Linked DNA regions of Homo sapiens: all the other regions are linked to region 4. Evidence: chromatin loops called from intact Hi-C (ENCODE). Cell type or tissue: OCI-LY7. All regions are shown on one strand. Links, peaks and the distances in the headings refer to the core of each region. The heading gives the core; the rest is flanking DNA.

Evidence for each region. Hi-C counts contacts between places; a loop is a spot of excess contacts. Peaks named below come from ENCODE experiments on the same cell type or tissue, not always from the same donor. Only the 100,000 strongest peaks of a DNase experiment are listed, where the experiment ranks them.
Region 1: it touches region 4 in a loop (8-fold over the local background); 10 of 110 quality-filtered maps call a loop at or near these places.
Region 2: a loop joins it to region 4, with 7 times the contacts of the local background. A loop is called at or near these places in 2 of 110 quality-filtered maps.
Region 3: it touches region 4 in a loop (6-fold over the local background); 2 of 110 quality-filtered maps call a loop at or near these places.
Region 5: a loop joins it to region 4, with 6 times the contacts of the local background. A loop is called at or near these places in 10 of 110 quality-filtered maps.
Region 6: it touches region 4 in a loop (7-fold over the local background); 10 of 110 quality-filtered maps call a loop at or near these places.

The regions. Positions count from the first base shown.
Region 1 is chr12:99,617,464-99,622,790 of GRCh38, forward strand. All of the region lies in intron 9 of ANKS1B (ankyrin repeat and sterile alpha motif domain containing 1B), which reads right to left. Among named protein-coding and RNA genes, the nearest start is that of GARIN6, 28 kb to the right of the region's middle. In OCI-LY7, for the core only: CTCF peaks have their summits at 2,593 (motif pointing left) and 2,792; DNase peaks (open chromatin) are centred at 2,088 and 2,578; H3K4me3 peaks cover 415 bases; H3K27ac peaks cover 1,347 bases.
Region 2 is chr12:99,742,287-99,747,613 of GRCh38, forward strand. All of the region lies in intron 8 of ANKS1B (ankyrin repeat and sterile alpha motif domain containing 1B), which reads right to left. Among named protein-coding and RNA genes, the nearest start is that of GARIN6, 97 kb to the left of the region's middle. In OCI-LY7, for the core only: a CTCF peak has its summit at 4,428; DNase peaks (open chromatin) are centred at 1,515, 2,305 and 4,475; H3K4me3 peaks cover 2,862 bases; H3K27ac peaks cover 5,000 bases.
Region 3 is chr12:99,597,735-99,603,061 of GRCh38, forward strand. All of the region lies in intron 9 of ANKS1B (ankyrin repeat and sterile alpha motif domain containing 1B), which reads right to left. Among named protein-coding and RNA genes, the nearest start is that of GARIN6, 47 kb to the right of the region's middle. In OCI-LY7, for the core only: a CTCF peak has its summit at 1,256; DNase peaks (open chromatin) are centred at 2,167 and 2,837; H3K4me3 peaks cover 4,413 bases; H3K27ac peaks cover 4,957 bases.
Region 4 is chr12:99,390,777-99,396,103 of GRCh38, forward strand. The region is part of intron 12 of ANKS1B (ankyrin repeat and sterile alpha motif domain containing 1B); the gene reads right to left. Among named protein-coding and RNA genes, the nearest start is that of GARIN6, 250 kb to the right of the region's middle. In OCI-LY7, for the core only: a CTCF peak has its summit at 201 (motif pointing left); DNase peaks (open chromatin) are centred at 1,525, 1,865, 2,515 and 3,215; H3K4me3 peaks cover 3,782 bases; H3K27ac peaks cover 5,000 bases.
Region 5 is chr12:99,656,042-99,661,368 of GRCh38, forward strand. All of the region lies in intron 8 of ANKS1B (ankyrin repeat and sterile alpha motif domain containing 1B), which reads right to left. Among named protein-coding and RNA genes, the nearest start is that of GARIN6, 11 kb to the left of the region's middle. In OCI-LY7, for the core only: CTCF peaks have their summits at 3,131 and 3,335; a DNase peak (open chromatin) is centred at 3,120; H3K27ac peaks cover 2,222 bases.
Region 6 is chr12:99,041,255-99,046,581 of GRCh38, forward strand. All of the region lies in intron 17 of ANKS1B (ankyrin repeat and sterile alpha motif domain containing 1B), which reads right to left. Among named protein-coding and RNA genes, the nearest start is that of APAF1, 400 kb to the left of the region's middle. In OCI-LY7, for the core only: CTCF peaks have their summits at 2,262 (motif pointing right) and 2,468; a DNase peak (open chromatin) is centred at 2,287.

The sequences.
Region 1 (5,327 bases), core at 133-5,132, 230 kb after region 4:
AAATGAGTTCTTGTCCTTTGCAGGGACATGGATGAAGCTGGAAACCATCATTCTCAGCAAACTAACACAGGAACAGAAAACCAAACACCACACATGTTCTCACTCATAAATGGGAGTTGAACAATGAGAACACATGGACCTGGGGAGGGGAACATCACACACTGGGGCCTTTCAGGGGTTGGGGGAAAAAGGGAGGGAGAGCATGAGGACAAATACCTAATGCATGCAGGGCTTAAAACCTAGATGATGGGTTGATAGGTGCAGCAAACCACCATGGCACATGTCTACCTATGAAACAAACCTGCACTTTCTGCACATGTATCCCAGAACTTAAAGTAAGATTTAAAAAAAAAAACAAAACAAAGCAAAACAAATATACATAAACATAGATACACACTTAATACAATCAGGTAGGCATATACTGAGTGATTTTTAATGTAAATTAAATCACATCAATATTTGTTTAAAATCCTCCAATAGCCTCTCTTTTGAATTGAAATAAGTCAGAACTCTTTACCTAGATGTACAAAGTCCAATACAATTTAGCTCCTAACCACCTCTTTGACCTCAATCCCTAATGCTTTCCATAACTCACTCTAGGGCAGCTCCTTTGGCTTCATTTGTGCTTCTTTCTGCCTAATAGAGATTTTCTGATGGCTGACCCCTTCCTGTCATTAGGTATCAACTCAAACATCACCTTCCCAGGGAGGCCTCCATTTACTACACAGTCTAGTCTGTCATCCATTTCTTTTCCCCAGCACTGTTTCCATCACCTTTAAAAGCTTTTGTATGTATAAGGACAAAACACTGCTGAAAGAAATTATAGATGACATAACCAAATGGAAAACCATTCCATGTTCATGGATTGAAAGAATCAACATCTTAAAATCTCTATACTGCGTTTTTTCCCCAACAGGGTTGATTAGAGGCTTTTAGCACGCCTCAGTAACTTGGAAGTAGCATAAAAATAGTGCATAAAAATCAACTCTGGGGACTTTAATTCAAGAAGGAAAATGGGAATCCTCAGCATTCGTGAAGGACACCCAAGATCCCTGGGAGGAGAATGCTGGCCAACAGCTTCCATGACAGCATCTGGCTGACAAAAATGAGTGAAGCCCCAGTATGTGAGAGAGGCAGAGAACTTCCCACTGTAACTCATCTTTCCACTGAGGATTGGAGCAACCCCAACTGAGAAAGAGCACTTTGTTTCTCCCAAGCCTTGGAAATAACTTGGGAAGGGGCTTAGAGACATTGTGAGCGCAAGACACCAGGAAATACTGCAGACATTTTCCCAGACCCAGGACTGAGAGCAGGATTCTGTTTTTAATTCGAGTGCATACTAAGTCAAGCTTTTCTTTGTGACTCAGCAGCATAGCCATGCAGGCATTTTAGTCTCAGGCCGGAGATTGGAATGGCTGCTCTGGAACAGGCTAGGAATCTCCATAACCAGAGCTGTGAAAAGCACCTCAGTAGTCGGCACTGGAATTGTACTCTACCCTGTCACAACCCTGTGGTAGAAGGAGAGCTGCTACAGCTGCAGTTTCTCCTGGGTGATGATACTTGCAGACAGGGCTGGCTTGGTGACCTGCTGTGTGTGTGCCATTGTTGGGTGCTCCAGCCTGCTCCCCTGAGTTCATGGTGCAGCAGGACCCTCTCTGCCTCATACCCAGGCAGAAATTCAGGCATTCAGAGCACACCCTCACATGGACCCACAGCCTGAGCCACCCCACCCTTCATGAGTATAGATCATGATGCATCAGGACCCTCTCCACACCATGCCCAGGCAGATTTCCAGGTATTCAGAGCACCCCCTCACTCACCTGAATCAGCAGCCTGAGCCACCCTACCCTTCCTGTGCATAGACTTAGATACAGTGGGGCCCTCTCTATTCCTAATGTGGCCAGACCTCCAGGCATTTAGAGCACCGATTCACATGAAACAGCAGCCTGAGACACCCTAGTCTTCCTGCGCATAGATCTGGGTACAGGAGGCTCTCTCTGCTTCACACCCAGGCAGATCTCCAGGCATTCACCTGGTTCAGCAGCCTGAACCTTCCCACCCTTCCTGGGCATAGATTGTGGTGCAGCACGGCTCTCTCTACTCACGTCCAGGCAGGTCTCCAGACATAAAGGATACCTGCTCACCGAGATCAGCAGACTGACATGTTCTGTGCTTCCTGTGCACAGATCCTGGTGCAGGAGGCCCTCTGCTTCATGCCCAGGCAGATTTCTAGGCATTCTGAGAACCTATTCTCCTAGATTAGGAGTTTAGGCTGCCCTCATCCCCCTGCAGAGAACTTGGGGCTGAGGAGGTTTCCCAACTCCACACCTAGGCCCATTTCTGGGTGCTTGGAGGCCACCCACTGGATTCTTGCTTGGCACTGGTACCTGTGCCTGCCATTGGAGGACCTGTTGGCAGACCTGCCTGTTCCAGTACCATCTATCTTACCCCTCTAGAGCTGAGGAGGGAGCTCAGACCACTGTGCACTCCACACATTCACCCATTGCCTAAGACAAAAGAGAGCTTCTCCCAGTAAACAGGGATCAAGTATACACCCAGCTACGGTGGCCTCAGCTGGCTGTTACCTATAAGCGCCATCTACTGGCTTGTAGGTTGAACTGCACAGCCCAATATAAACCCTGCCAACAGAAGAGCACAGGGCTGTAGAAGCAAAGCCAAAACACCCTACCCAGTATTCTCTACAGTCACACCCCTTAGGGAGATGGGAAAGGGAAAAGGACATTTTGAAAATAATATTACAGAGAAAAAAAGAAGAGAAAATCCTAGATGCATGAGAATAATTACAAAAATTTGAAGTGCCAGCATCTCCAGATGAGAAAGATTCTGGCACCATGAAAAATCTGAATGTAGTGACACCACCAAAGGATCACACTAGCTCTCCAGCAATGGTCCCTAGCCAAAATGGAAACTCAAAAGTGACAGATAAAGAATTTAAAGCATTGATTGCAAAGAAGCTCAACAAAATCCAAAACAAAGTTGAAAATCAACACAAATAAACTTCTAAAGCAATCCAAAAAATGGAGGAATAGATAAACATCTTTAAAAGAAATCAATCAGAGCATTTGGAATTGAGAAATTTGAAATTGAAAGGAATTGAAATACTTTCAAGAGAAAATTTCAAAATACAATTGAAAGCTTCACCAATTGACTCGACCAAGCTGAAGAAAGAATTTCAGAGCCTGAAGACTGGTCTTTTGCACTAACCCAGTTAGACAAAAACAAAGAAAAGAGAATTTTAAAAAATGAACAAAGTCTTCAAGAAAGATAAGATTATGTAAAGTGACCAAACCCATGAATTATTGGCATTGATGAGAGAGAAAGAGAAAAAGTAAACAATGTGAAAACATATTTAAGGGAATAACTCAAGAAAATTACCCTAATCTTGCTAGAGAGGTAGACATCTGGATAGAAGAAACCCAGAGAACACCTGCAAGATACTATACAAAATGAACATCATCAAGGCATATAGTCACCAGCCTGTCCAAAGTCAACACTAAAGAAAAAATCTTAAAGGCAAATAGTCAGATCACATACAAAGGGAACCCCATCAAGCTAACATAGACATTTCAGTTGAAACCTTACAAGCCAGTAGAGATACAGGCCTATTTTCAACATTCTTAAAGAAAAGAAATTCCAACCAAGAATTTAATATCCTGCCATACTAAGCTTCATAAGCAAAAAAGAAATAAAACCTCTTCCAGACAAGCAAGCACTAATGGAATTTATTACCACTAGACCAACCTTACAAGACATCCTTAAGGAAGTTCTAAACATGGAAATGAAAGAACAATACCTGCTACCACAAAAGCACACTAAGGTACATAGCCTTTAGACCCTAAAAAGCAAGCACACAATAGAAACTACAAAGCAACCAGCTAATTATTTCACAATAAGATCCAAACCTCACATACCAATATTAGTATTGAATATATATTGTCTAAATACCCCCCACTTAAAATCACAGAGAGGCAAATTGGAAAAAAAAAAAAAAAACAAGACCCATCTGTCTGCTATCTTCAAGAGAGACATCTTACACATAACACCACCCATAAGCTCAAGGTAAAGGGTTAGAGAAAGATCTACCATGCAAACAGAAAATGAAAAAGAGCAAGGGTCACTGTCTTTATATCAAATAAAAAAGACTTTAAACCAACAACAGTAGAAAAGGAGAAAGAAGGGCATTACATAGTGATAAAGGGTTCAATTCATGAGAAGACTTAACTATCCTAGATATATACACACCCAACATTGAAGCATCTGGATTCATAAAACAAGTATTTCTAGAGCTACAAAAAGACTTAGACAGCCACACAATGAAAATAGTGGAGGACTTCAATATCCCACTGACAGCATTAGACAGATCATTGAGGCAGAAAACAAAGAAATTCTGGACTTCAATTTGACACTTGACTAATTGGATCTAATATGCTTCTAAAGAATACTCCACCCATGAACCACAGAATATACATTCTACCTGTCTACACATGGAACTTACTCCAAGATCAACCACATGCTTGACCAGAAGGCAAATATCAATAAAAACAAAAATTTGAAATCATACCAACCATACCCATGGACCAGAGTGGAACAAAAATAAAAATTATTATAATGATCTCTTAAAACCACACAATTACATGAAAATTAAATAACTTTCTGCTGAATTACTTTTGGGTAAATAACAAAAAGCAGAAATCAAAAAATTTTCCTGAAATAAAAACAGACACAACATACCAAAATCTCTGGGATGCAGCAAAAGCACTGTTAGTAGGAAAGTTTATAGCACTAATTGCCTACTTCAAAAAGTTAAAAAGATCTCAAATTAACAATGTAATATCACACCAAGAGGAACTACAAAACAAGAACAAGCTAACCTCAAAGGTAGCAGAAAACAAGAAATAACTAAAATCAGAACAGAATGAAATAAAAGTGAGACCCCAAAAGTCATAAAAATAATCAATGAAACCAAAAATTGTTTTTGTAAAGGATAAAGGATAAAAAAATCAATATACTGCTAAACAGATTAACAAAAACAAAGAGAAGAACACAATGAGAAATGACAAAGGTGACATACAACTGATCCCACAGAAATACAAAAGATCCTCAGAGACTGTTATGAACAGTTATGTGCATACAGGTGTATGCACATAAACTAGAAAATCTAGAGGAAACTGACAAATTCCTAGAAACACACAACCTCCCAAAATTGAATCAGGAAGAAACTGAAACCCTAAACAGAACAATATGAAGTTCCAAAACTGAATCAGTAAGAAAAAACTTACCCACCAAAAAAGCCCTGGACCAGGTGG
Region 2 (5,327 bases), core at 278-5,277, 350 kb after region 4:
AATAAATGATGTATTTGATTACATTAAAAATTGAAATATCAAAACATTCCCAGAAAAATTAAAAAGAAAGAAAACCAAAGCAGAGTATTCACACACAAAAAATATAATTTTTTAAAAAATCTAGATTTTATAATTTGACTTAAGAAACAACATAACAAAGACTGGTATGGAAGATGCAAAATTTTTAAATCTAAGTATGTCACTGTTTATTAAAGTAGTAAAAATAAGAGTAAGTGAAATATACATTAAAATGCACACTAGAATTTGGCTGGGTGCAGTGAATCACGCCTGTAATCCCAGCACTTTGGGAGGCCAAGGCAGGCAGATCATGAGGTCAGGAGTTCGAGACCAGCCTGACCAACACGGTGAAACCCCGTCTCTACTAAAAATACAAAAAAAAAATTAGCCAGGCGTGGTGGTGCACAACTGTAATCCCAGCTACTCAGGAGGCTGAGGCAGGAGAATCTCTTGAACCCGGGAGGCAGAGGTTGCAGTGAGCCAAGATCGCACCACTGCCATCCAGCCTGGGTGACAGAGGGAGACTCTGTCTCAAAAAAAAAAAAAAAAAAAATGCACACTAGAATTTAAGTTTTTATTCTCTGGTTGCTTTTATTTCAATTACTAATGTTAGAAGCTATTTTTTAGCAAATCCTCACAACTTTGTACTTTTCCAGGCAATGGCCATCAATATCTTCCTTTCTCTAAACTGGCCAAGAAATCTTGATAACAAATTATTTTGACCTCATGATATTATATCAGCTACCTCTAAGTGCTTTCTCTAGTTTATAGCCTAGCAGGCAGAAACTCTGCCTTAATTATTCACATAGTATCTGATTTAAGTAACCTATTATATGCATATACTTAATTATAATAAATTGTATCAGGGTCTCTCAACAAAATGAACTTCTATTATTGTAAGCCTACAGATATAGGGAAAGACTTTTGTCTCAAGCACGACAAAATCTAGAGGTTCACCTAAAATAGAGATTAAAGAAAAAGACCTTTCAGTTCCTATGGCTATTGTTTCATTAATTTTAGCATACATGTAATTTACCAATAATCTAATGTAGTCTATTTTTTAAATGATTTTTAAGTATAACTTTGTCTCCATTATGAATATATTTTTACAAGTTACTTCTAAAACTAAGTCTATTTCTAAAACCACATTTTGGAATGGCAAGTCATCTTTTCTCTCAGAATGAAATCTACAACATAACGTTAATCTTTTAAGGATAGAGAGGAAGAGAGGATTAATAAAGCAAATCTTATTCCAGTACAAATAGGAATCTGTATGTGGCTGGAGAGGTACCTTTATGCTGAATAATTTTCAAGTTATATGTAACTTTATTCTGCGGTTTTCTATTCCTGTGGGACTGTGAGAGCAGGTGAAATATTTGTCACCAACCATAAAAAATTATGAACTAAAGTAATAACACTACAATAACTAAGCTCGTCTCTAACAGATGTATTCTGTGGAAATTTCCCAAGACAACAGCCTTAGAAAATGGAGTAGTGTTAATTTCAACTAAAGTTCTCCATATTGAACTATGTCTTACAGGTCTAAAGTTCTGATGCATCTTTAAATAATGGGTTTTGAAAAAAGCTTCATACATCTTGATAACTTTCTCGGCTTTAATTGTGTTGATTCTAACAATCCTAATGAGAAAAATTAATGCCTAAAGCCAATGGTGATACCAGAAAGATATTAAAATACAGCTGGCACTCTTTATCCATGGGTTCCACGTCTGCAGACAAGAAGGGTCAACTAAGGAACTTGAGCATCCATGGATTTCAGTATCCTTTGGGTTCCTGCAACCAACCCCCTGCAGATACTGAAAGATGACTATATCTGGAACATACAGATTAAATGAGATATTGGGAATAACAAAAGAGGGAGAAATGAAGGGGAAAGGTTTCAAGTGAATTAATTCTTACTTAAAAAATTCATACTAATAGATTAATTTCTCCTTTTTGAGAGTCAATCACATGATAAGTCAATGTAATATTTTTCAATATACACTAAATAGTATAGAATTTGGTGAGGCACAAATTCCCTGAACTGGATCAACAGAAGTTTCTTATTTAAAGTACAAGACCATCATTAAAAGTTTCACTTACAACTGTAAACCCCAAGAAAGAACAGATGCTCTGAAGCATTCTTCACACTGTCCTTAAGTCCCTATGTCCACCTCTTCCTCTGCATTCAGATTAACTTCTGAAGGAAATCCTGAAATCAAGCAAATATAACACTACAGCTACAGGCATTCTTTTTTTACTCTGCTTAGTTCCTCTTTCTTCAGTACTAAAATTAAAGCTATACAACTGCCTTAGCAGCCTGAATAAATGTTCTATCTTTGAAGGATTAGAAACCTGCAAATGGAAAAGGCGTTACAAACAAAACAGTAACTTAAAAAGATACTTCAGGCCAGGTGCGGTGGCTCATGCCTGTAATCCCAGCACTTTGGGAGGCTGAGGCAGGCAGATCACCTGAGGTCAGAAGTTTGAGACTAGCCTGACTAACATGGTGAAACCCTGTCTCTATTAAAAATACAAAAATTAGCTGGGCGTGGTGGCACATGCCTGTAATCCCAGCTACTCAGGAGGCTGAGGCAGGAGAATTGCTTGAACCCGGGAGATGGAGGTTGCAGTGAGCCAAGATTGCGCCACTGCACTCCAGCCTAGGTGACAGAGTGAGACTCTGTCTCAAAAAAAAAAAAAAAAAAAAAAAAAATCAGTAGTATCTTTAGGAGCCCAAGAAGCCATCCTAACGAAAAAAACACAAATGCTTATTAAGGGGATCCTGATGAAAAGACTCAGGATGTTCAAAGTCTTAAATTTGTTTTAAAAACCTTCAAAGTATAAATAGCTATTCTAATATCTAATTCAATAAACAAAGAGAATAAGGAAACATAACATAACTGATCACTGTAATTGTGCATAAGTGCACATGCATAAAGAACCAATGATTAAAGACAGAAGTAACAGTGATGTTAAGAAACATTGATGTTGCAACATAACAAACTAATGAGAAGCATAAGAACAGTAAACATTGGGCAAATTTGTCTCAAGCTCATCTTCATCAGATTTCAGCTTACAGTATCCTATCTACTCGGAAGTCCTTAATAGTATATAAAAATATCTCTAAGCACTTCAAAAAACAACATTAAGAAGAGCAAAATATGGTGGTTTTATTCATGTGGCTTCTCATTTATTGAAAATTCAGGGTCTCCATGCTTGCAATTTGCAAACAACTACAAACAGCAGCCTCAATTTTCTATCTTATCACTTGGGAAAAAGCACTAAAATCATTTTTAATGGTTTATTTTGTAAGCACAAATTGTAAGCATCAGATTGTGAAAGTATCTTGATGCTATAAACAAACAGTAAAATTACAATTTACAATTTAATTAAGAAAACAAAAAATATAACCTGTCATTTTATTATTTTTAAAAATCTAATTGATTTAAATTAAATGCCATGTTTCATTTGTCATATAAGAAAATATAAATTCACCTTTCATATTAATAATTATACTTCAATTATATTTTATGATACAATATTTAACTACTGATCTAAAATATATATTTTCTTATTTTTAAAATACATTCCATAAATAAAAGACAATGATTTTCTAAATATTTAATGGTGTTCAAAAAAACAGAAAGAACCACATTAATAGGAGTTCATGAGCCATATACGGTTGGAAAAATATGCTCTTAGATAAGCCTGATTATTCCCACTCTACCAGTAATAACAAAAAGACTCAGTTATGTAAGTAATTTGTGTCCAAGTTTACATAACTGGTGAGCAGCAACACTAGGGTTTAAACCAGGGCCGTGTAACTCTCAGCTTATTCTATGAAATCATGATATCAATGAACAAATGAATGAATTTTATTTCCCCAAGGTTTCTGAATAAGAAGCTATTTCCACACACTGTTAGGTGGCTTCATTGTGCCATCAATAATAACACAGATACAATTAAGGAAATAATTCAGTGTAACAAATATTTTCTCTAGTCCCTATCCAAGTGTTTAGTACTCAAAAATGAAATGCTCATGTATTAGCAATCTGGCTATCAACCAATTCAAATTAAAATTCCATTTACCAATGTCATCAATTACTTCCTAATGTCAACTCTTTTGCAGTTTTCATTGCTTGTGGCCTCAGCAGTCAGTCATTTTCCCTCAAATATTCTCATTTAGTTCCTGTTATGTTACATTACCCTGAATTTTTTCTACCTCTTCATTCCCTTGCTTCTATACAATCATTGTAATGACATAAGTACAAATATTAACAAAAGTATATCAGTGCAACAAAAAATATGACAGAGTAAGTAACATTAACTAGGACAGAGAGAGGTATAAACTTCTAGATCCCAAAATTCTCACTAAGGGATGGATGGCTGTAAATGACTGTATTGGAAAGTCACATCAGTTCAGACCTCAGGAGGCAGTATTGTCCCATCTGGGCATAGTCTTACATACAGAAGCAATCCAGCCTGCATCTGAGACAGGTGTATTTTTTTCTAACTTCAAGTTGTATAACATGTAACATGACTGCAAGAGTACTATACATAACACATTCAAGCAGTTTTTTAAATCCTTAATCCTCACCCTCAGACTCTCTCTAGTCTGATAAAGCCTAGTCCCTATAAATTACTAAATTCAGTGTCATGGAACTGGAACTACAAATCCCTGGGAGTCATGCTATATAATCTATTCTAATTTCTTTCATATACCCCATATTCCCTATATTCTTCACACTCCCAAAAATGGGACCCTTCAAAGGCTCAGGTCTGAACCCCTTTCTCCTCCTTCAATATATCAAGCTTATACCTTTGTGTTTATAATTCCACAATCAAATCTCTTGCCCTAAAAGCTTTCCCAAGCTCCTTTTTCAAACCTCCCCCTGCTAGGCATCACCACCTTGGAATTTTGCAGTCACCTCAAGGTTAACATGTTTGAAACTAAACTTATCCTCTTTCTAACACAGCCAGTTTCCCTTCTTGTTTTCTGAGTTGCAGAAGAGAGTGATCCCTGGTTTCCTCTCTTCTCCCTCTCTCCTGCAACCTATAGCCACCAAGTCTTGTAAATTCAGCCTTCATAAGTTTCCTTCCTGACCACCCCAATCCTCATCTCAGCCCTTTTTCCCAGAGAAATGCAACTGTTTCCTAACTGATTTCTACACAAACTGTCTCTTCCTCTCCCTCTGCTCAAACTATATTTCACACTTCACTTCCTGTTAAAAAATCTTTAATGGATCCCCATTGCCTATAAAATATCTTTCATACTATTTATCCAATTATTTAAAATTCTTGTTGGATCC
Region 3 (5,327 bases), core at 64-5,063, 210 kb after region 4:
CCAAAAATATCAAATGGACTTTCAAAAACATCGAATGGCGCCTATAAAATGGAGATCAAGGCACATGAAAGGATCTCTAGCACTCAGCAATCCTAACACTTCTATTAAATATGGAATAATTCTATACCTCTTGACCTCTATGATTGCAAAGCCATGTAAATGAGCTGTATACATAGTCATTTTCCTTAAACCAAGTGTTAAATTATTTTTTAAGTCTCTCAGATGGCCTACCTCTGAACCCAGTAAAAACTGAAATAGGGGTGAGAAAATGCTGACCTCTTGAATTATATACAAAGTTGAAAATATTCTTAAGGCCCTACCAAGAAGTAGAGAATTACCATCTGAGTCTTGTATCCATCAGAACTCCAGTCTGGAGATGAGAGCTAATACATTGCCACATTAGATAAAACATATAGATAAAAATATGATGTAACATTTTTTTGAAGGATGAATGAACACAGGAATAGGCATTGTGGGAGCTCCAGGTAAGGGAATAGTGACTTAATAGTAGCCAGGCACTGGGTATTACAAGAATTCCTCCTTCCTTCAAAGAGCTCATTGTCCAGTGAAGAGACAGTCATAAATACAATGAAAATACAGTACCGTAAAAGCAGCTAACATTTATTGAACACATTCTATTTGCAAGCTATCATTTTTACTTAGATTATCTCTTTCAATCCTCACAACAAAACTACAAGATAGATACCGTTACTATCCTCATTCTACAGATATGGAAACAGGCTTAGAGACACAACTTGCACAAGGCTACTTGACCCACCTCTAACCGATTCAAGTGGCCCATATTCATAACCACTGAGGCAGCTTTACTGCCACTTATACCACTACTATAAACATACAGATGTTAAAATAAACATAGCAGGCACAATGGGACAGAGGGCCGACTTGCCAGAGAGAGTCAGAAAAAGTTTCACAGAGTGTGCTCTGAAAATTAACAAGAATTTTCCAGACAGAGAAACAGAGGAGAAGCATTCCAGATTGGGGGCAAAAATATATGTGATAAAAAGAAGCATACACGGAAATAACAGAAACAACTGTTGTATTAGTTTCCTATGGCTGCTGTAACAAAATACCATAAACTTGTTACTTAAAACAACAGAAGCTATTGCAGTTCATAGTTTGGGATGCCAGAGTCTGAAATCAATATCGCTGGGCCAAAATCAAGGTGTTGGGTGGGCCACGCTCCCTCCAGAGGCTCTAGGGGAAATTTCATTCCTTGCCTTTTTTCAGCTTCTGGTGACTGCCAGCATCCCCTGGCTTGTAATCATATTGCACAATTTTTAAGTCTAGCATCTTGAAATTTCTCCATGTCTGTAAAGATCTCCCTCTGTCTCCTTCTTATAAGGATACATGTGATTGCACTTAGGGCCCACCTAGATAATCCAGGACAATCTCCCATCTCAAGATCCTTAACTTAATATCTGCAAAGACCCTTTTTCCAAGTAAGGTAACATTTACTGGTACCAAGAATTACATCTGATTTCTTTGGGGGCATTTTTCAGTCTATCACAACAGTGATAGGGGAGTCCATGTTGGTAGAATTGGAAAATACACAAAGGAGTAAAGGTCATGAGAAATGTGGCAGGTGGGAGGGGTAAAATAGAAGAAACTAAAAGAGGCTAGCAGGTCAGCAGGGACCAGATGATGATGACTAGATTGGCTACAGACATGTTTAAATTGTATTCTGTAGGTGACAGGTAAAATTGACATGTTTTGATTTGCAGCATTATATTGTGATATTTGCCTGTTAGAAAAAAATCACTACAGAGTTAATAGTGAAGAGAGATCAGTAGAAGGCAAGAGATTATTGAAACCCTTAATAATTATTCAGGAATAAAAAGAAGAGATGGATAAGATATAAATTTGGCCATTATGGATGAAATATAGAGAAAAGAACAAGGAGAAATTTAGGATAACTCCTAAATTTACAGTTTTGGGCAACTGGGTGGATAGTGGGGATAACTGTGAATAGGAAATACCATAGGAGGTACTAAAGGCAAGGATGAACCTGGCTTTGGACATGCAAATCTAGAGGTGTCTGCATGGCATCCAAATTGAGATTCTGGTAGATAAATTGATATGAAAGTCTGGAGTACAAAAGGATTTAGAACTTAAATGTATACATCTAAATTTGAAAATTTAGAGATCTAGATTTAGGAATCACTGGCCATGAGTATAGTTGAAAGTATCAAATAAGTCAGTGTTAGTAGAAACTGCTTTTATTGCTGGTCCCAGTGAGTTCCAAGGCAGTCTCTTCAGAATTTTTATGCTGCCATGAATGTTTCAATTTGTTCATTGGTGAATTTTAGCCACCTAGACTGTATCTAATTATCTCATTTTCTTTAGACACTGCCTGTACCATTTTGGAAAATTATCTTATTAAAGTCAGCTCAGAAAAAAAAATAGAGCATTTAGTGTTCTATTTACATGTGATTATACATACTCAGGGTCCTGGTGCTAGGGACCTCATAAATGCTGAAAAGAACTGTTAATCTTAAAAGGCTTTGGGAAAAAATTATTACTAATATTAACCCTCTAGGGAACTAATGATGAAAAATTACCCTACCCCAGTGGTCCTTAAAACTTTTTCATCCCGTGACTACTCAAGCTCTACATCATTTCTTCTACAATACCACATCACATAACTGCAGGACTTTTATGCCGCTGCGAAGGGAAGAAAGAGATTATCATCTTCATGAGACCACAGGGTACACTAAATAAATGTTGAAAACAGAGCACCAGGCAGTGACTGAGAAAAGCTACAGGAAGACTGCAGAGCCTGAGGCTTTGACAAGCAGGTGCTTCCGTGGTCATCAAATCACTATTCATAGACATGTCGTTCCAGGCCAGAGAATCCAGCTCTGAGAAACAATGCCTCAGCCATTAGCTCCCAAAAGACATCAATCACGCCTGCCAAGACACACAGTTAGCTCAGGAGGGATTTCAAAACTTAACTGGGTCAAAAATTGCTTCTAAGCAGGTTTTCTTAATCTAATCTAAACTGCAACTTGAGAAAATAGAAGGAATTCTACCTCCTTCTAAACTGTGGTTCCTACCTACATCTCCAACACTATTTTTATCTCTTTTGTTTTCCAAGTACAAAATGTTTTGATCCAATGTAAATGAGCTATGTATTGCTTTCTATAAGACCTACAAATTCCTTCCTACCTTCTCACATCACTTATTCTACCCAGAAAGTCTTCCCTTTCCTCCTTCTACTTTCAAAATACAAATTTCATAGAAATTTGCTGGGACCATGCCAGATAGTAGTCATAATGCATCTTCAATATTTCTGCCATAATTGTAAAATTTGGAACTCAGTAAATGCTGTCTTGCATATATTTGCTTTCTGTATATGTTATATGCCTCTAACAAGATTTTAAGTTCTGTGGATGGAGTCAGCATTTAATATCTTACTGGGATACCGGTGTCCAGTAGGTCTCAATAGATGAGGATGACAAAGACTCCAAAATATACATCTGCCTTTTATTTCTGCCTACGAAGATTTTAACAAATTTTTAACCTGTGTAAATTTTTCTAACTAAAATTTTCACCTCTTTCTTACCAATATAGTTTTGTTTTCATATATGAGATTTCCTTACTATCTTTGCTTTAATAACTATTTTATCTCAAATTTTAACATTGCCTGGAAAAAAACAGATGACATTGTAGCTTTAGATTAATTTTCAAAGTATCTGATTATTTTAATGTATCAAGAGAAAGCAGGAAGAGTAAGAGATTGCCTTTTGTGCTATTTTGCATATATAATTGGCTTTACACAAAAAATAATGCATCCTGTAAGGACAGAAAAGGTGTAAAATCTTTCTTCACTCATCATAAGGATCACGGTCAACACTCTTATAATAAAAGACAAGATAACAAGAGAAAAGCATAACAGGTTTATTTAATCAAAGTTTTGCATGACACAATACCCTTCAGAAATGAAGATTCAGAGACCCAAGGGACAACTGTCAATTTTTATACTTAGATTCGATGAAGAATGGACAGTTGTGTAGAAATGAGATTGGACAGAAAGGGTATGACCTAATGGTAGACTGAGTGAGGAAACCTAGTAAGACCTCCTGTTCTTATTCTTCTTGAACTCTCTGTATAGCAGTTCTTGGTCCTAGGTATAGGTCCGGACCCCTTCTGAAATGAGTCTTGTGACCTACTATAAGACAAGGTAGACCAGAGTATTTCTTTGTGGCCAGCTCTTATACAAAAAGCTGGGAGAAAGTTAGGGTAATATTTCTAGGTTTTATGTCTGGCTTTAGGGGAGAGGGTTTCTAGTTTCTATGGCCTGCCTTGGGAGAGAAAGGGGAGCAGGCATAAAAAGGGCAGGAGAAGGTCAGAAAGATCTTGCTTCTGTGACCTTTTTCTTTAGTTCAACTTATTCAGCATGCTAAAGTGCCATACTTTGTGGTACCATTTTCTGAGCCCAACATTCCCCCATCTGAAACTTCCCCAGAAAGTTTAACAGTAAAAAAATTGGGTTGTTGGATTGTCTCATAAGCCATCAAATCAGTCTTTCAGTCCTGAAAATATGTCTGTCCAATTAGACAAATAATGGTTGTGTCTAATTTGAGGAGGTGGTATTGCAGGTAGGCCTCCACCAAACTTAGTCCTCCATATGGTGTGAGTAATCAGATATTTAACAATAGTCATTTCTATAAAAACAAAAGAAAACAAAAGGTAATGTTTGAAGTAATCCATAAACTCATTCCTGAGTCCAGAGGGTATCCAATTGAGACAATTTCTAGATTTGGCCTCAAAGTATCTTCAGGTGAAGACAGTGCAGGCAGTGGCAATCTAACAGCTTTTTCTTGCTTTTAGTTTTCAAGTGAGCTTTCTGAGTAATCTATACAGCAACAGGCATGAAGGTTGTTCATACAAAAGCTGCTGTGGTGATTTCCCTGAAGTCTACATCAAGTCATCAAGCTTTGGCTAATTTTAGGGCTTCAGGAAAAGAACAGTTTTAATTTCAATGATATCAAGCCAGAAGGGTGGGAGAAAAATTAAAAATATTATTTTGGAGAGTTGTGGCCAGATATTAGAGGAAACTAGAAGAATTTCAGAATACAGCCCAGATTTCAGGTAGATATGGACCCTCAAAAACAATTAGTTAGAATCTAATAACAAGTGCACTATAGTTTTCATCTGACACATAATTTTTCTCTCTATACGCACTTTCATTTCTAGTAAAGATACTCAAAGTAGACTGATTTGTTTGCAAAATAAGTTTAGTCTCCTTAAACTTCTCCTGATTATTTACATAAATCCAGCAAAAATATTTATTGACCATTTTCTTT
Region 4 (5,327 bases), core at 97-5,096:
GGAGCCTCCAGAAGGGGGCCTCAGCAGGCAGCTGGTCTGAAAGCCAACTGGACTGCCCTGGGGCCAGCTTGGCAAGGGGAGAGGTGACCGCTGCAGAGGCTAGGAAAGACAGATGGCCGACCTGGCAGAGACTCAGAGGGACCACTTTGCCAGTGCGAGGCGAGCTGAGGTGACCAGCCAGAAAGAGCTCCAGGCTCTGGCCAGAATGGTCTTGACCTAAATATGCCACCTGCAGGCCACAGGTATACTGGAAGGGATGCCCACTCCCTATTATCCCTTTTCCTGTGTGTCTCTCCGGCCCCATGTACCAGCCATTCATTCGTTAGGAGTTTGAACAAAAAGCTAATTCAAACTTTCTCCATCCTCCTCAAATATCTCATCTTTGCCCTCTTTTGTTACTCTCCAAAGACAGCCTTGCTCTTGGTTCACAGAGAAAATAAGAGCCACCGGACAGTAAAATGCAAATCAGATCATCTCTCTTCGTTTAAAACACCTATCAATGACTTCTCATTGCTCTTAGGATAAATACCAAAATCCTGAAGGTAGCTACAAGGGTTTGATTGGGCTTTTACTCGCTTTGCAGCTTCAACTGCTGTCATTTCTCTCCTTTCTCTCTGACCTGCAGTTTCATGTTAATTTCTACCACAGGGATTTTTTTAAATATGCTATTCCTTCTTTAAAGAATAATCTTCCTTCCCCACCTTGGCCTACTTAATTCTTCTTTGTCTTTCAGAGCCCCACTCATTGTTGGCATGAGATCAGTCACCCCCTTGAGATACTCTCACAGCACTTTCTCATGGCACACCCTGAGTAAACATATTTATTTAATATTGCTTAGGTAAGCCAATAGTATTATATCAACTAATTTCATTTGGAGTAGCAAGTCCCATGCACTAGCTAACTAACATCACCCCATTATCTAACTATATATTTTCATAATTTTAAGTGCTGAAAAGCAATCAACTTTTCTTCATCAAGCATCTCGTAACCTGTACCTTGCCTTCTACCTGATGTGCAATTTGTCACAAAGGCACTGGGTGAAAGTCATCATGTGACACCACAGGAAAACAGGAAAAAGTACAGGAGACACATTTCATGATTTATCAAGAAGTGACAAGAATATAATTTACCATTACATCTATATGCAGCATTTGATATAAAAATACTTGCCTCTAGGGTACCTAAAATCCTGGTCTATTGAAAGTACTGAACTTACCAACCAATAACTCAGCTAATATATTTAATGTATATATTTTTAGGAAAACAGGTCCCAAAGATGTAATCTCGCATCATCCTCTCTAACCCTTTACTTTCTCCATATCAGCTTGCCCCGAATCTTAGCTTGGAGTTGAGAGGTCATCTCAGCAGCCTGTTCCTGGCCTTCCTGTCGGCTGGAGGCCAAAGCCTCCCTCAGCTGCCTGTGTCCAGTGGCTGCTGTAATAATGATGTCTCAGCTTCAGGAGGTCTATTTCCAGGCCATGTGAGCTAATTAAAACACAGGCCTTCATTTGCCTTTCTGGCAATCCCTGATCAGTGTGAGAGGCCTATGCCACCCTCTCCATTCTAATTTTAGTTCTCCTCTAGTGTTTTCTCTCCTTTGCAGAAAAGCGTCCTATGCTGCTAAGCACTTACAGGCTTTTGTTTTTGTTATTTCTCCCACTTGGAAAGAAGCACTTTTCCACTTTACTCCTTTTGGGTTTTCTCCTCCCATCAGTTTTCTCCTGCAGGAGGTGATGGTTTGAAACTACTAGCAAAACTGAAGATAATTAGTTACCCAAGGTAGTTGACTTGCTTAGCAGGTGCCCTTGAGAAAGTGCTAATGCACAAAATTCTTCATGTGGAAACAACTTTTTGGACACAGCTTTCTATAAAGATAGAGAACACCTGTTATCACTGGCGATGCTCAGCTTCTTTTCCCCCAGCAATTCACAACACAACTATCCAGAGTTCAGAACTCATAAATTCACTCACAATAGGCTGAGATGCTATTTTTCGGTCTTTTAAAACGGATACTCTTTACTTCTGATAAGCATAAAATTATCACATGGCTTCCTCCCACCCTACCCTCCCTCACTGAAAAAAAATCATTATCTCAACTATCTACTCTACATATCTACTTGAATATCCAACAGATTTTCAAATTAAAATGTTCAAAACTGAGATTTCCCCATCTCCACTAATATCAGCTCCATCTTTCCAAAGGTCAAAACACCAAATATCTTTGAATTACAACTTTGGTCCCTTTTATTTTCTTATATCCTACCTCCAATTCATCCAAATATATATGTAGATAGATTGATAGATCAATCGATAGACAGATGATAGATAGATAGATAGATAGATAGATAGATAGACAGATAGATCTACCTTTAACATAGATCCAGAATTCTACCACTCCTCACCACCTCTATTTAAAAAAAACTGTTACCCGAGGAAAGAAGAACACACTGGCAACCATTAAGGGGACCCAAGAGATTGAAATATCTTAGCAGATGGGTTCTCAGGTCATTCAAAGGTTTCACATGAGAATGAGACACATAGTGGCCATGTGCAGAGAGAGCCCCTTAGGGAAGTGGCCTTGAATGAAACACCTCTCTTAGGGAGACTTTGGCAGCCAGGGAATGACATGAGGAGCCTTGGCACCTCAAGGAAGAGTGGGACAAAGTATAGAAGAAGTGAACTCAGATAAAGGTGATCTATATTACAATGTGTTAAACAAATGGAAAGATTAAATATTATGAACGCAGTGAATGTTATGTCTTTAGAAGTATCAAACATTTCTTCCAGGAAATTGTTGTACTGATTTAATTGCAGTATTTAAGAATATGTTGATGGAGGAGAGGCTAACTCAGCTGCTCAGTCCCATGGTCTTAAGACAATTGCTGATAATTATAATCATTCCTAGTTCCTTGTGCATCCCATTCTTTGAATCCAACAATTATTCCAACCCTCTTCTTTAATACCTTGACTCCAGCAATACTTTGACCCCACTGGAATCTCCAGTCCTAAGATCTTATTGATTTTTCAGTGTTAATTATCTCCTTGTTCTCTTTCACTTCCCTCTTCATCTTGAAGTCTATGGTTAAATATTACACTCCCTTGCATTTATATTTCCTTGCTCTTCAATCACTTCAATATACCAATTTAGCAAAACCACAACCTATGTAAAATTCAACTCTCCAAATACTCTGCACCTGCATCCTCCAGCTGACATAGGCTGGAGAAAAACACAGAACCACATTGGATAGTCTAATTCTAAATGCATGAACACAGACTTTAAATAGGCCTTTAATGCTGCCAGGTGATCACATCATATACCTCCTTTGTCCACTCACTGTTTCTTCTAAACAACTATTTCACACTGTTCTCTCTTTCCTCAAACTCTACATTTCCTTCTCTGTCTTTGGTTTCAATTGAAGCTGCTGCTCTCTACTTTGTAGAAAAACTGAAAACTATCAGAACAGATCTTCCCCAGATTCCCACCACATGGATCTCCTGCCAGTATTTGCACCCACAACCAAAACATCTGTTCATGCTCCTGTCCAAAACCAGTCTCTCCACTTGGTTAATAATAGAATTCATCATCCCCTCTTTCTCCTCCATCGTAACTTAAAAATTCCCCTGTGAAGAAATTCCTTCAAGGGTAGTCTATCATTACTCTAAGTCCTCTCCTCCCTTTCTCCCTTAAAACCACCACATGAGGCTCTATCATTTCCAACCAAATTGCTCTTGTCAAGGTCAGCAGTGACCCCCCCACCCCCAATATTGTTAAATCCATGAACCTATTCTAACTTAGTCCTCATCCTACTTAACTTATCAGCTATATTTGACAGAGTTGATCCCTCTTTCCTTCTTAATAACTTTCTTCACCTGACTTCAGAACAAGACACTCACCAAAAGATTTCCTTCTATCTCACAGGTTGCTCCTTATCAGCTTCCCTTGCTGGTGCTGCCTTTCATTCCATCCTTCCTCAAGCTCAGTTATTGGTCTTCTTCCTCTACACACGCTGCATATCATCTGTATAATGACGACGTTCACATCTATACCTGCAGACTGGACCTTCTGCTGCCTACTTGACACATCTATTCAGATATTCAGTAGGCATCTCAAAATTAACTCCTGGTATTTCTCACTGTTTACCAAACCTTCTCTTCCCCAAATCTCTTGTGTGTCAAACGATAGGAAATTCATTCTTACAGTTGTTAAGGAGAAAGGTCTTGGAGTCATCCTTAATTCTTCTCATTTTCTCATATACCATGTCCACTCCACCATGAAATTCCATTGGATCTGCCTTAAAAATATGTCCAACATCTCTCCATTTCTCTCTAACTCTGCTGATTCACCTGTGATCTTAGCTGCTTTCCCTCTCTTACTGCAATGCTACAATTGCCTTCTAACTGGCTTTCCTGCATCCACCCTTGTTCCCTCTCCCCATCCATGATCGACATTATAGCCAGATTAATCCTCATAAAATAGAAGTTAGATCATGTGACTTTTCTTCTGAAAGAACTGAATAGGCTCTAAGAAAAATCACTCTGGGTTAAAGCCAAAGTCCTGAAATGGCTTATTAGGGCCTTACATAATCTATCCCTCACCCTCTCTTCTTACCTACAAATATTCTACATTTCAAGGAAGAGCATCCACCTTTCACTCATCAGCTTAAGCTAGAAACTTTAGAGCCCTCCTTGAAATATTTCCCCTCATCTTTGCACATCCAATTACCATGACCTGTTAATTACTCTTTCCTTGTATCTCTTAAACCAATTTACATTTTCCCTTTGCTATGAAACTATTTCTCCCCTTCTCCAATGTCATTTCATCTCAAATCTACTACATATTAATACTAGAGTGAACTTTCTAGTTAAATGTGAACCTATTTATATCATTCCCCAGACTGTATAACACCAAAGCTTTTTAATTCTAACAACCTTTTTTGATGATTCACAAGTTGAAGCTTTAATCACAATTCAAGCTACTTTTTAAATGGCCCTCTGTTATAATAAATTCATTGGTTCACTTAAAAGTGTTTTGCAGCATACGATTTATTTTTGAAGATGTATTAGTCTTTGTTCTGTTAAATGCCATTTTGGTCAAGATTAATTTTTTGTGTATGCAATCATTTATAAAATGAAATGTAGATTAATCAGTAAATTTAAATTATACTTCTAAGTCAAGAAAAGGTCAGCTATCTCGGCATAAGCTTGGTCAGCTACCTTGGCATACCTTGTACAGACTTACAACAGGCCCCCCTATCTTAAAGCTACTACAGATTTCAAATAATAGTATTAAAAACAAAAATAATATTAAGCAATAACTGTGATAATAT
Region 5 (5,327 bases), core at 234-5,233, 270 kb after region 4:
CCCAGCCAGGAAACTAAATCTTTACCACTGGCAAGAAATTAGAGGTTTAATTTTTGAAGAAGTTGAAGCAAAAGGATTATGAATTCTAAGACTACAGATATACTGAGTCTCCAAAAACAAGAGAATTAATATCTATATAGTAATGAAGATTCATAACCTACCCCGTGCCTTACCATATTTGCATTAGACAACATGGCAGCACGGTTTATATTCCCAGATAAACAACTAGAATACTCCTCCCTGTAGAAACAGACCTCCTAAGAAAAAAGGTCTATAAATAAGCAGGAAAATGGTGGGATCTATGTATCAATCTCTACTGTGAAGCCAACCTCTCAACAAGTTCCACTCACAAGAATCATATATTTGAGAAAAACCTCTTAACAGACACCAAAATAAATATAGAGAAAAAAGTTATAAATAGTATCCTCAGAGAGAAGATATTTATAGCCATGAAACAAGAACAGAAAGTTACAAAATACATAAAATCCAATACAAGAGTAAGAAAAATCTGAGAAAATTTCCCAAAAGATGAACAGAATTTAAAAGTGGAGAAAACTAGGGGTCAAACCAAGACCTCTAACATCTGAACAAAAGGAGCTCCAAAAATTAAGAGTAGAGATGGGAGGGTCAAAGAAATAAAGCATGAAAATTTGCAGAAACTGAGGAAAAACTTCACTCTAAGAGCCTGCTGAATACTTAGCAGACTCAATTTAAAAAAAAAGATGTATATGCATAAATAAAAAGAAATACACTAAATTGTCTAAAGGTCCTCTGAATGTAGCGTTCAGCACAACATTGATAGATCATGATTACTAAAGCAAGTAAATATATTCTACATATTGGATTGTAAATAGCATCCTCCCCCCAAAATTGTTCCTTTTAAAAATAGAATATAAGATTTTATTTTTCCTCCTATTTAAAAGAATTTGTTTTCTGCATTCACATTTTAACTTCCCCTTGATCACTTGTCAGTAACTAAGAAGCAATGAAATTAAGTTGTCCCCCAATCAGTTGCTGTCTATAAAATACAATAATAATAACAACTGTTAGACTGAGAACTTACTATGTGACTTGGAGTATCACTGGCCTATTGTCTGTTAACTATTTTAATTCACACAACAGCCATTTGAGGCAAATATTTTTCCTCTCACTTTATAAATGAGGAAACTAAGGGACAGAGAGGCCAAGTAAAACCCAAGGTCACGAAGCTGGCAAGTGGCAGAAAAAGGATTCTAACCCAGACTAGGGGGCTGCAAAACCTACTCTCCCCTCACCACTACATTCTGTGACCACTCCTTTGGTACAATAACCTGTGGAAGACAATATACTGAAAAACCACACTGATGTAAATAATTGCAGTTTAAATAAAAGAGGTATATTTGGTGAATACGTTTCTGTTACACGAGTAAAGTCCTGAGAGCATTTTGCCTTCTGTGACAGGGAGTGAAAATTTCTGCAATTTGATACATAGCAGCCCATGCTTTCATAAATACACACTTCTCAAATCAATAATAGAAGGTGATTATCACAGGGATTTTTGACCCTACAGATCCTTTGAGTAAAATAAAAAATCTTGGGAAATTTAAAATCTTAATCTGAAAGAGTATATATATATATATGATAAAGTTGTTCACAGGAATAAATAAAATGATCAAAAAGGTATCTCCTTTACCAGCTCATGATCAGCTAACAGTTTGACCATCAACATTGATGCGGCACATACTATAAACCACCTCATAGTTGGCCAAGAATTATCAACATTTTAGATTAATCCATTCTTTTCTATTTTGTTAATGGTGCTACAATGATTTAATCCAATCACACAGGGAACTTCCTCTATCTCTTTCTCCTCCCTCAAAAAAAAAAAAAAAAAAAAAAAAAGCTTATCTCTCTTCCCTGCTCATAAAGCTCCAATTACTTCCCATTTCACAGCAAATGATATCCAAATTCCTTAATCTGGCTTCAGAGTTCTATAGTCAAATGATTTTTTAGCCCTTTTACTTTTTCACTATACTCACCTCAGATTATAACCAGGTGGAATTGTTTACCCTTGCCTAATCATGCTCTATGCTTTTATTCTTTCTTTCACCTTACTTGTCTGCACAGCGTATTGTAGTGGTTAAGGGCTTGGGCTCTAAAATTAGACAGTCCTGAATTCAAGTTCCAAATACCCGCCTCACTAGCCGTATGATTTTCAGCAGATAAGACCATTGTCAGCCTCTCTTGCCTTATCTATGCAATGGAAAACAATACAGTGGAACCTCTCTCAGGGCTTTTTCCTGATGACTAAATGAGGTAATAAATATAAAGTGCCTGACACATACAGCTTCAATAAGTATTAACTATCATGTTTATTATTTTCTTATAATCCCACTGATTCAAAATAGAGTTCAGATTTCATCCCTTACCTAAAATTTTCCAGATTTCCCACAAGCATGCATGATATCATGTTCTTCTGCTTGTCTCTCTTTGTGCAAATGTTTGCATTTGGTATTTCACATTCACCTTGAGTTGATAGATGCTATAGTGGCAAAGAGCATTGGCTTTTAACTCAAACAGATATATGTTTAAATCCTAGCTCTACCACTTCCAAGCTTTGTGATTTTGAGCAAATCACATAATCTTATTAATCCTTAGTTTCCCTATCTGAAAAAATAGTGTAATCATTTCCACTTGCAGGGCTGTATGAAGATCAAATTAATTGCTTGACAGAGACTGGCACATAAAAAATCAATAAGTACTGCTATTTTATTTTTTACCATAAAAGAGTTGTGTACACACACACAGTGTGCTTGTGCAAATATACTACACAGACACAAGTGTGGCTTATTTACCCTTGTGAAGTAAGTTATTTGAAAGAAAACATTGCCTTATTCACATTGTATCTCCTACAATGTGTTGTGCATAATGAAACAATAAATATTTATTGAATGAATCACTGAATAAATGAGCTTCAAATTATTATTTTCATTTGACTACCTAGAAAATTTTACTAATATTAAGGGGTGTGTATAATTGTATCACAAATATCAAGATTGCCATTTTAGCTTTATTTTATATTAACTATTACAAGTAGCTTTGCAGAAATGAAGAAACTTATCAGTGGTTTAGCACTGCCCCCTAAAGACAGCATATAAATTGGCTGTGTAAAACCATAATTTTTAACTTCATTTCTTTACAGTTAAAGATTTGAAGGAAAATATTTTATCAAGCTACATATAATCTTCAATTATATATGGGAAGAAGCCAGCGGAACACACTTAACCTCAGATGGTTTCATTTATTCCAAATGCTGTTCAAACTTTTTACTGGAGAACAAACTCTGTTCCTGAAGTTCCAGAAAGATGTGAAAATTCTACTATAAAAAAAAATAGACCTAAATCTATACAGTTTGAACCCATTAGCTTTCTTGGTTATTACACGGTAATAAAGAAAGACTGGACCAATTCTATGTTGTTGCAAATTGAAAAACAGTCACAATAATATACTGTAGGGAGACAAACTTGAGCTCAATCAAAGAAAAACACTTTTGAGAATAATTATATTAGTCTAACATTGAAGAAATGGGATTTCCCTGTGAGGCAGTGTGTGTTCGTGTGTGTTTGTGTGTCTGTGTGTGTGCATGTGTGTATGTGTAAATTATATGACAACTATATATAACGGTGCTTCATAATTTATAAAATGCTTTCAGATAGAGAATAGCCCAATAAAATAGAGTAAGAATTATCCCTATTTTACAAGTGAAAAAAACTGATGCTCAAAATGTTACTCGATTTGCAAGATCATACTACAAATCAGTCCAGATTATAATCCAAGCCCTCTAAATCTAGGTCCTATTGTCTTTCTACCACACCATGGAAGCCACCTCCTTAATTACTAGAACTCTTCAAGGGGACAACAAATGTTCAAGATTGTCAATGCAAAGGGACCAGGCCAAAAGGCAGAATCCAGGAAAGAGGCAATATCAGAGATGGCAATCAAAGCAAAAGGCAACAATCTGGAATGAGTTAGCAATCTAGACTACTTTATAGCATTGCCACACGCCTTTTTGCCTTTGTTTAGTTCTAAAGTAAAATTGCTTTATAGATTTTTCAATGAAATTTAAAGTAATACATGCTTATTGTAAAACAAATCATTCATAATGAAAAATTATACATGAAAGAGTGAAGCTTTCCTAGCCTCGGTCCCACATTCAGTGGGTGTACTTCCAGACTTTGTAATACTTACTCTACTTGCCTGATGACTTTCTCACGATAAATTCATAAATGAGAAATTGTATACACCAAAGAGTATGCCTACCTTTATCTTTCTTTTTCTTTTTCTTTTTTTTTTTTTTTTTTGAGGTGGAGTCTCACTCTGTTGTCCAGGCTGCAGTGCAGTGGCACAATCTCTGCTCACTGCAGCCTCCACCTCCCAGGTTCAAGTGATTCTCCTGCCTCAGCCTCCCAAGTAGCTGGGATTAGAGGTGCCCACCATCACACCTAATTTTTTGTATTTTTTTAGTAGAGATGGGGTTTCACCATGTTGGCCAAGCTGGTCTTGAACTCCTGACTTCAGGTGATCCACCTGCCTTGGCCTCCCAATGTGCTGAGATTACAAGCATGGGCCACCGTGCCTGGCCTAAACTTTCTAAGTATTGCCAATGTTGTCTTTAACCTGTTCACAGTGATCAGAGAAATGTTTTTTCATATGAGAATGTGATCATGTTTTCCTCTTCCTTAAAACCTTCAATAGCTTTTCATGTTCTTCTGATAAAGTTCAAAATTCTTAATATGATCCAAAAGGCTATGCATGATCTGCCCCTACCTCCCTCTGTATCCCACCACTAATCTGGCAGGCCAGGTCTCACTAACAGCTGAACAGGAAGGCCTCCATGACAACTGTTTCAGCACTGACTGAGTGGTTAAATTAAATATTTAAAGCTGATAGAGCCAGTGCCCTTATACGAAGGCTGGAATGTAACGAAAGCCCACCAAGAGTTTTGCCTAGGCCTTTCCAGGGCCTTGAAGCATGATGAAATAACAAAGGAATTCTTAACAGAACCCGTTTAGTATTAAACAGGTTTTACTGGGGGTCTGAAGGAACTCCCCAGACCTCCACAAACAAGTTTTATTGAGGTCTAAAGGAACTCCCAAATCTTCATGATTTAGCAGGAGACAAGATAAGCGTAATCACCCCTGGCACCTGGATCCATCTAGATTGAGTAAATTTACTGAAGCTCCAGAGGAAGGTCTTCAGGACTCAGACCTTAGGTATAGATGAGAAGAAGTTAATCACTTATGTCTTTAGATGAATGCACACTTACATGTAGACATACAGCTTAGAAG
Region 6 (5,327 bases), core at 264-5,263, 350 kb before region 4:
TCAAATTCAATGAAAAAATATTGGTTGCACACCCACTCTGAGCGAAGAGTGGATGTGCAACAAATATTTGAGCAAGGCACGAAAATGATTTTTCATTAGACAGATACTTTGCAATTTAATTTTCTAAAATAGCTGAGTTTGATGGTCAATGAGTTCAATAAACAATTTTCCAGCTTTTTATATATCTAGCAATTCCATGATCACACAGTGTGTTTATCATCTATCATTCTCCAATTACTGAATATTGGTTGGGGTTCCTGTCCCCCAGTTTTCCATACATTTAGGCCTCCTTGCATGGTACCCTATCCAGGTCATTTTTTTCCCCCCGGTGAGCCCCCATTGATCATCTTAGATTTTCTGAGATGGTTTTGATTTCACATATTTTGAGTGGGGGCTTACAAACAATAATAAGATCATCCATAATTCTAAAATCTCTCTTCTTTTCTCTAATTAAAACCTTTGTGGGCCAGGCACATTGACTCATGCCTGTAATCCCAGCACTTTGGGATGCCTACATAGGAGGATCACTTGAGCCCAGGAGTTCACAACAAGCCTAGGTAACATAAGGAAACACCGTCTCTACAAATAATAAAAATAAATTAGTCAGGTGTGGTGGTGTGCGCCTAGTCCCAGCTACTTGGGAGGCTGAGAAGGGAGCACTGCCTGAGCCTGGAAGGTTGAGGATGCAGTGAAACTTGATTGCACCACTGCACTCTAGCCTGGGTGACAAGTGAGACCCTGTCTCGAAACAACAACAACAAAACAAAACAAAACAAAATAAAACAAAAAAACCCATAAAACACCAAAATAAAACAACCCCCCCAAAATCTCTGGGGTGCACTGATTGCAGTAATGGTCCCATTTCTTCACCCTTCCCTACTCTCAAGCTATTTACCGTGTGATTTTGCAGTTGCTCCTATTGAGAGGTGAACTATATCCTCCCCTCCCAAGCTGATTTTGAGTTTTCCATATAGCTTCCTTTGGCCAAGTGTTGGCAGATGTGATGTAAGTAGAGGTGTAAAAAAGCGCTTGCTCATTTTTGTTTGTTTGTTTCTTTCTTTGTTATGAAGACATGTCTGCGATAGCATACTAGAGAGTGGGGCACAGGGAGTCCCAGCTGTTTCAGCTGAGACCACCCCAGGTCAGTCAACTCTCATATGCCAGAAGACTAGAGCCAACTGCCAGATGTGAGGGAGCCAGATGAGATCAGAAGAAATTTGCAGCCAAGCCCAGCCTAAATCGCTGACCCACAAACTGTAAGCTCAGCTAAACAAATGTCTATCGCTTTAAGCCACTTCATTTTCAGACAGCTTGTTCCATAGCATTGTTGAGGCAATGGATAACTGATAATGCTTCCCATAAATCTTAGGAACTTGGAAGCTGCCCCTCCATTTGCCCTCCTTTAAGCAAAAAATTGAATGCTATTTGCAAAGCATTGTATAAAATGCTTTATTAGATTATCTTATTGAATCCTGACAACAATATCTAGCAGACAGATATAATGCTATTATCCAAATTTCAGAGGCAAGGAAATTGAAGCTTAGAGAAGTTTAAGTGACTTGACCAAAGTGCTTTTAGAAAAGCAGAGATTCTACAACCAGTCTTCTAAATCTTGGAAGACTGCTTTTAGCCACGGCTGCCTGCCATTTACTCTTTGGATTCTCCATTCTACCTGTTCTGCTGCCTACTTCTACCACCTAATTAGGAGAAGACCTTGTGTTCCCATTTGGGATATAGATACCCACTTTCATACTGGGTTTACCCCTAATATTTCTCTCCATACCACTCATGTAGATGGTTGTCTTCCGCATTAATCTGGAAATTTTTTGAGGGTAAAGACTAAAATACTTATATTTTTATCCCCACAACTCTATGCAGTATTTTTTTAAAAAAGATCATAGTCATGTTTTAAGGTAGCTATTCCATAAAACATATAAAAAGGTAAAAAATACTCTCCTAGAGAATATATGCATATTTAAAAGGACACTGTTATTCAAATTAATCTAATTTGTGGAATACACAGTAGAGGGTTTTCCCCATTTTGTTAAATAGTTTTAGTTATATGTTATTTGAATGTAGTGTTTGCCTGAATATCTACAAAAATAAAACTCTCTTGACTCATTTATAGATTAATTCCAGAAGCAGGGATTAATACAAAACTGGCAGTGAATAATTTCTGTTTTGCAGTTAGTTTCTGCATTTAAGAAATTGCTTTAGGGTTCAGTAACTTGCCCTGGACTTCAGGTATGCTGCCACCAGATGGCAGCAGGGTGCCAGGCATAAGGCTTGTAAGCAAAGAATTTGTGTGCTTTCTGAGGCTCAAGGTAATAGCTCTTTCCTTAAGTTCAAAAAGATTTTCAGACCACTGATTTCCAATTTAGCATAATACATTTCTTTACAAAAATAGGTAAACTAAAACTCTAAGCCACCCTAAGACATCTTTAGAACAGATATAAATCCCAAGCTATAAAATCACCTAACTCATTATTACTTCTCTTCTCTAGCATCTAATTATTTCTGTAATGGCTTATACACCATGATGGCTTATACGAATCTTATACACCTACCTCAGTGATAGTGTTAACCATTATAATTTACTTTGAATCTTTATGATCAATCTCTGCCATGGCACCGTGTATGTTAGTTTTCAAAATTCTCAATAGTTTTTCTCCAGGTAAAAAAAATCTATCTGGCTTTCCTTTCATCTGTCTTAAGAGAGCAGAGGTTTATCTTTTCAGTATTATCTGAGATCTTCTCTTAAGACCAAAAGTATTTCTCCACTACAGTGGCATGAACAGTGTTTATTTGCATTTCGTGTATGTATTTGTGAATATGGAGTACTTTTGCTTTTGTATTTTCTATACTATATAATAATCTACTAGAATATTTCCCCTCTCAAAGCTCTTGGAAGCACAGAGGCAGTTTACCATACTTTAACAGAAATATAGCTGGATTAAAATTTTTTTTTTTTAGCAACAGGCTCTGCCCTAAATATCTCAAGAAAATACTTTAAAGAACAAAAATCTTCATGCCAAATTAGCAAGATACAGGAAAAAAGGTAAGTGGGCAAAATACAGGGAAAAAAAGCTAATTCACCCTGACAGTTGTTACACAAAGCTGAGAGAGTCTTTCCCTCTCACATTTACAAAGTCCAGGAGCGGAAAGACTTTCAGCAGGAGTAAGCCATGAGGGTTTGGACAAGGCTGGTAGGGGAAAATGTTATCTCCTGGGCATACTGGGAAGCTGAGAGTCCAGGGCAGGTGAATGGGGTTGGAGATGGGAATGAGGGAGGACAGCATCTGAGCAGTAAATCCTGGAACTAGAGTTAGCATATCAAGCAGGGCTATCTATGCACCCAAGGTAAGTTCTGGCTGGGAGAAGCAGATGGCAACTAAGCTGTGAAAATAGGCTCCAAGGGACCAGCTCCCAGCGTAACTCTGGGGGAGGGATCTGGGGAAGTACAAAAAACATAGAGAGGCAAAAGACAAATAAAATAGGAGGAGAAGAGAAAGGGATGGATCATAGAAAGCTCTTATTTGATTTTGAGTCTCACAGGAAACCCATGAAGCCAGCAGGGCAGGTATTTTTTATCCTCTATTTACAAATGAGAAACTGAGTCCCAGAGGGGGTAAGTGACTTTTTTTAAGGTCAACATACCGAGGGGCGGATATAAGATTCAAAGTCAAGTGACCTGATTCCAAGCTAAAGATGAAAGAAGAGAGGGCACATTTGAAACCCTGACACACACACTGTATGTCCTACTCTTTGCTTTATAAACAGTAAGTAAAATTTTCAAATAATGGAAGCTTAGTCTTTTAAGGGTCAAACGGAAGCAGCTTTAGCCACTGTTGAAAAGCATTTCTGAAATGTATTATATTTGCCCTTGCCTCCTTTGAAAACTGACTGTAATCTACTCTCTTCTTGATACATGGGTTATAATTACAAAAATTTACTATATTTATGAACTTCTAATTCAGTAGATACCCTCAGGTTCTATGGAGGCACATGTGTTTTTTAAAAAATTAATTTTTTTTGCTGCCCCACCTAATACATTCATGGCTAGAAATAGCTGTGTAGCAGAACTGGCTGAGTCAGCTCCTTCTTCCCTCACAGCCAGCTCTTCCTTCTTAAGTGTGTCTGCTGCTGGTCCCTATCTACTGCTTCTGATCAGGTCATTCCGCTTATTAAAATCCTTTAGTGACTCCCTCTAACCACTGGTTGCAGTAGTTTGCAAAACAGGCTGCACATGAAAATCACTTGAGGAGCTTTTAAGACCTCCTGATACCCAGGTGCCAACACGAAAGATTTCAATTCAATTGTTTTAGATATGGGGCCCTCACCTACAGGGATTAACATAAGTAGCATGAACTCTTGCTTCTGGCCAAGATGGAATAACGGGGGCTAGATTTATCTTTCCAATGGACACAACTAAAAGTCCAGATGAATATATTAAACAATGGTTTTCAAGGCAACGGGCATGAGGCATTGAAGGACAGTGATCCCTGAGAGATGGAAAACAAACAAAATGAGTTGCATTTGCCTGCAATTGCCCCTGAGAGAATTTCTAGGCCATGCAGCAGAAAGGAAGAATTCAGAAGGAGTCTGCAAGACTCCTTAAATAGAAAAGATGAAGCAGAGAATCCAGGTAGACTAGCGTGGCTAGAGTTTGCCAGGCAGAGTATTAGAGAGCAGGGAGTTCTGATCAGTACATGCATGTGAGGAAATGGTATAAAATCAAATGAAAAACCAGCTGAAAAGATGAGTAGGAATAGTCTTTAAAGTTCAAACTGGACTGGTAAAACTGAGATTTGAAAACTATTCAAATTGGGAAGCCCTGAAATTCAAAGAGCATTGGTCAAGTACTCAGAAGGGTATTGCCCTCGTGGTGGGGAAGTATTGTCAATAGACTAAACAATACTCTGCCTTGCCTAACCTTAAAAGCAAGACCTGAAAGATCAAAGACTATTCAAAGAATTTTCCTGTATCCCAGAGCAATACCCAAAAATATCTGTAGGAATAAAAAAAAAATCCAGCATCCAACAAGGTAAAATTCATAATGTCTGGCGTGTAATAAAAATTACCAGACATGCAAAAAAACAGCAAGGAGAAAAATCAATAAAACCCAAACCTAAACTGACACAGGTGTTACAATTAGAAGACAAAGATATTAAACCAGTAACTGTAACTGTATTCCATATGTTCCACAAGTTGGAGGAAACAGCATGTTTAATAGAGACAGAAAATATAAGAAAGACCCAAGTCTGGCCGGGTGCGGTGGCTCATGCCTGTAATCCCAGCACTTTGGGAGGCCGAGGCAGGCGGATCAC